Regions from separate parts of the Homo sapiens genome. Here region 2 is linked to region 1. Evidence: chromatin contacts called from ENCODE Hi-C data. All regions are on one chromosome and are shown on one strand. The core of a region is the stretch at or near the end of the contact, and the rest is flanking DNA. Distances in the headings are between cores, read along the strand shown. Region 1 overlaps RXRA (retinoid X receptor alpha). Region 2 holds the start of NALT1 (NOTCH1 associated lncRNA in T cell acute lymphoblastic leukemia 1).

The links. Hi-C counts contacts between places; a loop is a spot of excess contacts on that map. Pooled maps may share reads with other maps.
Region 2: a loop to region 1 is called in a map with no recorded cell type, with 6 times the contacts of the local background. The contact joins the promoter of NALT1 here to the enhancer-like site in region 1. A Hi-C loop is called at or near these places in 1 of 37 single-sample maps with no recorded cell type and 11 of 50 pooled maps.

The regions. Positions count from the first base shown.
Region 1 is chr9:134,388,730-134,392,152 of GRCh38, forward strand. The region is part of intron 1 of RXRA (retinoid X receptor alpha); the gene reads left to right. Among named protein-coding and RNA genes, the nearest start is that of MIR4669, 11 kb to the left of the region's middle. RefSeq lists enhancers at 1,534-1,583, 1,944-2,033, 2,414-2,513, 2,564-3,053, 3,094-3,303. Within about 2 kb of position 1,967, at least 7 of the 41 ENCODE cell types and tissues checked have a DNase peak (open chromatin) inside an H3K27ac peak, as active enhancers do.
Region 2 is chr9:136,546,592-136,549,091 of GRCh38, forward strand. NALT1 (NOTCH1 associated lncRNA in T cell acute lymphoblastic leukemia 1) reads left to right here and starts at 1,251. Exons shown (of 3, transcript NR_121577.1): 1 at 1,251-1,510. RefSeq lists a silencer at 22-121 and an enhancer at 314-1,225.

The DNA of each region.
Region 1 (3,423 bases), core at 717-3,216:
GCACCTGGATGGGGAGGGGAGTCATCCTTCGATGTCCTTCCTCTGCCTCCTCCTCCTTGTGAGCCAGGTGACAGCCGGGTGCCCTGGGGCAGATGCTGAGGGTCTCCAGGTGTCTGGAGGCTGTGAGTTCTCTGGAGGGACAGAGCCCCCTCCCTGCTTGGTGGGGGCTGCTGCTTGACGGACTGGGTGTGGGTCAGAAGCCCTGGAAGACACATTTCTGGCTCCTCTCCTTCGTGCTGGATGCCCCAGAGGGCTGAGACCCGGTGACCTGCCTCCTCCAGGGTGGCCTCAGGCCTGTGTCCACTCACCTCCCTGCCAAGCTCTGGTCCTCCAAGGAGGGGTTTGGTCTCCTGGGTCCTCCTCGGAGAGTCACATCCGCCACCTGGCCGGTCCTGTCGTGGACGCCCTCAGCTCGCTCCCGTCCCCTGCCCCTCTGGATGGCACAGACTGCACGTTGTTGCCATTTCACGGAACCCGTTTTCCCGGATTTGTCAGGAGGGGAGAGAATGGTGGAAATGCAGTTTTGCTGGGTTCCCTGCACACGTGGGCGCTGGCTTTGGTCACCCCCGGGGGGTTGCTCGTGGGATCCAGAGAAGTGGACGTTGGTGAGGCCAAGCAGGCTGGGAAGGGTGCTGGACAGGGACAGCAGAGGCCTGGCCCCAGGGGGTTAGGGGGCCAGGGCTTGGGCGCCTCTGTCCCGGGCTGGGGGCTTTGGACTTTGGGGGTATAATGGGGAGCCCTGGGACAGCAGAGGGCTAGCCCCAGAGGGCTAGCGGGGCCAGGGCTTGGGCATCTCTATCCTAGGCCTGGGGCTTTGGATTTTGGGGGTGTAATAGGGAGCCCTGGGAAGTTCTGATGGTGACAGAGTGGACATTCTGCCAAGTGACCAGTGGAGGGGACAGTGGTGGAGAGGGTGTGCTGAGCTGGCCTTAGCCTGGCCTGGGCAAGGTCTGGACTTGGCCATGTCTGGCTCTGCCTGTACAGAGGGGGCTGGCAGACGTTCCTGCGGGAGGCACTCTGTGGATGGGGTCACCCAGAGTCTGGACAGAGACTCCATAGCTGCAGCTGGCCTCTCCATCCCTCCCCTTCCTTCCGAGGCCCCTGGGGGCTGCCGGCTAGGCTGGGAGTTACCGTGCGTGCTAGCTGCAGCCCCGTCTCAGGTTCTTGGGGCTGGGCACCGAGGAGCAGAGAAGCTGCCTGCCACCTGTTCACCCTCGCATCTGCAGGCCAGCGGCTCGTCCCCTCCTGCTGCCACAGTACCCTGATATGTGCCGATTGGTGGGATTGGGAGGGGACACAGCGAGGCCTTGGGTCAGAGCCTTGATGAGGATGGGGGTGGCCGTCCTGGGGGCAGCAGGCCGGAGCCTGCGCTTGCCTGCATTCCCCGGCAGGATTTTTCTCTCGGCCTCCTGGGTCGGCATCTCCTTGGTGCAGGGTGGAGTCCGCTCCCCAATCCCTGGGCTTAAGGGAAGGGGAGGGGGAGTCTGACACACAGTGGGTAGGGGCCCGGGTGCCCCTAGAAGTGGCCAAGTTCAGACCTAGCCCAGGCCAGGCTAAAGCCAGCTCAGCACACCCTCCTCTCCATTGCCGTCCCTTCCACGGGTCACTTGGCGGGAGGTCCACTCTGTCGCTGCCAGAAGTTCCCAGGGCTCCCCATTACACTCCCAAAGTCCAAAGCCCCCAGTCTGGGACAGTGGGTGGGGGGCCAGGCCCTACACAGCAGGCACGGCAGCCAGGAGGGAGGTTTCTGAGGCTCAGCCTGTGGGGCCTGTGGCGCCTGTGGCCACGGGGTGGTTTGTCTCGCTCAGAGTGGTGATGAGCCTGACCCGGGCCCTCAGCAAGTTTCTGCGGGGCAGGAGGGACGTGCTGAGGCTGAGCTCGGAAGAGGCAACTCTGGGTGCAGTTGAGCCTCTGGGCTGGTGTCGTTGAGCTCCGCCGCAGCCCTGGGAGTGGCAGAGGCAGGGAGGGCGCCCATGTTGGGGTTGTGATGGGGGAAGTCCTGCTCAGCGGGCTGACGTCCCGTTCTTGGTCTGTCTCATGGGTGAGGCCCTGTCCCCCGTCTGCAGATGCCCCGCCAGTCAGGCCCCTGCACATGACAGGCATCCGGCTCAGGTGCGTGGGTGGTAAGCCTCTTCTGTGGGAAGGATGCTGCGTGCTAGGGTGGGCCTGGGCTTATGGCACGGGTGTGGAGGGGATTCTTGGAAAGCCGGCACCAGCTGGAGAGGGTCCCCACTGCCAGCCTTGGGTGCTGAGCAGGTGCTCTGTCCTTCAGGGGTTCCCTGCCTGGACTCTGTCCACCGCGTGGCCCCGGTGGCCATGCCCTGCCTATTCTAAGCACCGGTGCCCCCATCTGCAAATGGTGCTGCTCAGCGGGCCGTGGGAAGACTGGGGATGTCCCCCAGAGAGGCCGGCCCCATGCCAGGCCCCAGGACATGCCTGGGGGAGCATCCTCTGCCCTGATCATTTCAGAGTCCCCGACTGAACCATCGTGTTGGCCTCTGGCATGGAGCTGGCCACGCTCCACCACAGGTGGGACCTGAGGAACTGCAGGGGTGTTCCTGAGCCAGGTGGCCGTGCACATGAAGGTGGAGACGAGAGCCGCCCTGAGGGTGGAAAGCCTGGCCGTTCCACGACAGAGCTGCTGGCAGCGGTGGCAGGGCCTCTGAGCCACCGAGAGCAACATGGCTCAAAATGAAACAAGAATCATTTCTTTTCCTGTTGAAGGGAAACTACCCCCAGGAGCCCACAGGCTGGGGGCCCCCTCGCCACACAGGCGGGCTGTGGGGCAGGCGGGGTTTCTCCAGGAATTCCCCTGCTTCCCACTCACCCTCCTCGAAGGTCTGGCCCTGTGGTGGTGCTAGACACAGTTCAGGGGTACGGCCTGGAAGGGAGGCTGCGCTGCCCAGGAGCCCCTGCCTGGCCCTGGAGAGGTGAGCATTCTGCCAAGTCCCCGAGCTGGTACCCGTCCTCCAAGGTGGGCGTCATTGCTGGAACTCTCAGGGCTCATGGGTGTCTGCTGTGTCTGGCCACCCTGGTGGTCGAGGGGTGGCCAAGGGGTGGACCGAGGCTTCAGAAAGCCAGGCCTCCAGGCGTTGACCCGGCAGCTCTTGTTCCGGGCTTGGAAACATCTCGCCTCCTTGAGCCCTGGTTCCTCCCCTGCAGGACGGGGGCAGGAGGAGCGGCTCCCCCTTGTCACCACACTTCTGTGAGCTCATGTAATGAAATGTTGGCCTGGCGTGCACCTGCAGTTAGGTGTTTGAGCTGTGGTAGCTGCGGCCTACGGCAGCTCTTCTACCACATGATGGAGTCTGTGTGTTTGCAGGGGGCCGTGACAGTCACCTGGCTTGGTGCAGTGTGCAGGGCAAGCCCCGGTGTCAGAGCCTCCATTTTGCAGAGGGGGAGGGTGGGAAGGACGTCACATGC
Region 2 (2,500 bases), core at 1-2,500, 2.2 Mb after region 1:
GGATCGATCGCCGCCAGACATCCCTGGCCGTGATTGCCCGAGCACTTGACCGCGAGGGATGGGGGCGCCGCGGCCTCTGGGCAGGGGACTCCGGGCGCCCCGAGGGAGCAGCCGGGACCAGTGCCTCGCGGACGGATTGTGCCCCGCTCCCCCAAGGGGGACCCGCGTCGACACGCTCCTCGGTCACCGTCCTCCTCCTGCCCGGGCGCCGCCTGCCTAAGGTGGCCCCAGAAAGCACAAACGGGTCGGGCGGATCTGCCGCTGGCGCCGGCGCAGCCCTTCCCACGTGCTCCTTCCGGCTGATTTATTTCTCCACCACGATGCCAGGCACGGGCACCCTGTGCCAAGCCTGGTTAAGCGCCAGGAGTCCAAAATGCCTGCCATAGTCCCTGCGCAAAGTTCACGGCCTCGTGCCAGGGACAGACAGCGCCCCCTCCCCACCCCAACACAGGGTGGTGAGTGCGATGGCAGAAGGCGCGTGTCCCGGCGCCCCTCCTGGAGTAGGAGGGCTAAGCCTGCCCTGCGGGGAGACCGAAAGGCTGGGAGGGACCTAGGACTGTGGGGGCCTGGGGGGAGGGCTGCAGAAACCCCAGAGCATGGTGGCAGAGGCAGGCACAGAAAGCAGGACAAATCTCACACCTGACCCCAGCAAGCCTTTCCTGGCACACCTCTTGCCAAATGCTGAGCACTCTGGAAACAGCCAGTGCAGGCGGCCTGTCCCGCCCCTGTAGCTGCTGCTGGGAGCCTCCCTCGCCTGCGTCCTCCCAGAATCTGGCCTCACTTCTGCAGGCCTGGGGTAACATCTTGGGGTCAGCGCCCCAGGAGAGGAGGCGCCTGGAGGCAGCAGAGATGTTTATGTAACAGCAGCCAGGCAGCCTGGAGGAGCAGATTTTCCATAGAAGGAAGCGCGGGGCTGTGCAGCTCCCAGGCTGAGGACTCTGCCCACCACGACGTCCTCTGCTCCTGGTGGGTGGGGGTGGGGTGGGGCATAGGGAGGCCCGAAGGCCTCAGGCCTGGTGCTGATCGGGTGCGGGTGCGACTGCCTGTGTGCCTCCATTGGCATCTCTGCCTGTGGGCCCCAGGCCAGAAGTAATGGCCCATGTAGCCCAGGCCCGGGGGCCAGTCCTCAGCATTTTGCGGAGGGGCGGCCTGGGAGGGGAGGAGGGGATCCCTGGATAGGGGGTCTCCCCTGGTCTGCCCCAGCTGTGCCGACAGCACCTCCACCTTGGGCCTCCATCCTCTACCAGCAGAGAAGAGAGTGGCCCATTCGGTGTCCACCCGTCAGGCCACCCAGCAGCCAGGCACGCTCATAAGCCCGCGTTACGGATGGTGCGGCCGGGTGCACAGGCCCGAGGGAAGCACAGGCCTCGGCCTCCCAGCTCCCAACCCCTGCACCACCCACAGCCGGGAGTACCCCATGGACAGCTGTGGCCGAGGAGAAGCCAGGGATGAGGGGGATGGGCCTCACCTCCCCACCAGCCTGGGAAGGGGGTAGGCCCCTGGCAAGTAGGTGAGAAGCTTTTTCATTCACAAGTTGTCCGGGCTCCCCATTCCTCTTTGTCAGGCCAGCGGGTGTGGGCAGTCGGGGGAGGCTGGGGTCCTGACACAACAGGAGTACATCTGCTGGCCTAGGGCCTGGAGACCTTCTCCTACAGGTCGGGAGGCAGCCCTGGGCAGCGGGCATTGCGGGGACTAAAGAGAAACAAGAGCAGGTTGTGTGCAGGGCACCCCAGCCACTCCAGAAACCCAATGGGAGGGTGGGGGCTAGGACCCCAAGAAGCTGAATTGGGGTGCAGTGCCGCCAGGCCTCCCCTGTAGGAGTCACTTTGGGCTTCCTGTCCCAACTTGTGGTGGGAGCTGGGGCAAGGTTCCAGGGGTACCCCGAATGAATGGGGCTGTTCCCAAGCTGGCCAGGGAGCCTGGAAGCAGATGAGATGGGGCCGCAGAGCCTGGTTTGCGGAGGGGAGAGGCAGACGTGTCCTGCAGCCCTCTCTTCTTCAGAGGCCCCCTGCGGGTGCTGAGGGGAGAGTGGCTTAGGCGTTGCACCCCAGGAGACTGAACTGGGTCAGTTCCCCCTTGTTTGCTGCCAGAGAAATGGGGGTACCATTGTCAGGGTGAGCTAAGGAGGCCCTGCTGACATTGGCCCAACCAGGCCCCTCCTTTGCGGCTGCTGTGGGGACTTTCGAGAGCAGAGCACACCCCTAAGTGCGTGGAGAGGTAAGCACAGCTGGTGAGCACACGGGGACAGCGACGGAGCTCATGGAGACCCAGGTGACCTTAAAACACCCCAGGGCCGGCTCCGGCCCCAGAGAGATGTGGTCCGAGTAGAGGGGGGTCAGCAGTGACCTGGTGGGTGGGTGTATTTGAGGGGTGCCTGTGTTGAAAGCTCTGCAGTAGATTCTAAGGAGCAGCCAGGGCTGAGACTCCCGGTGCTGAGCCCAAGGCCCCTTTCCTTCCTGCAGGAGTTCATCTTGGCTCTTGCAGCCCCCATGACCCTGTG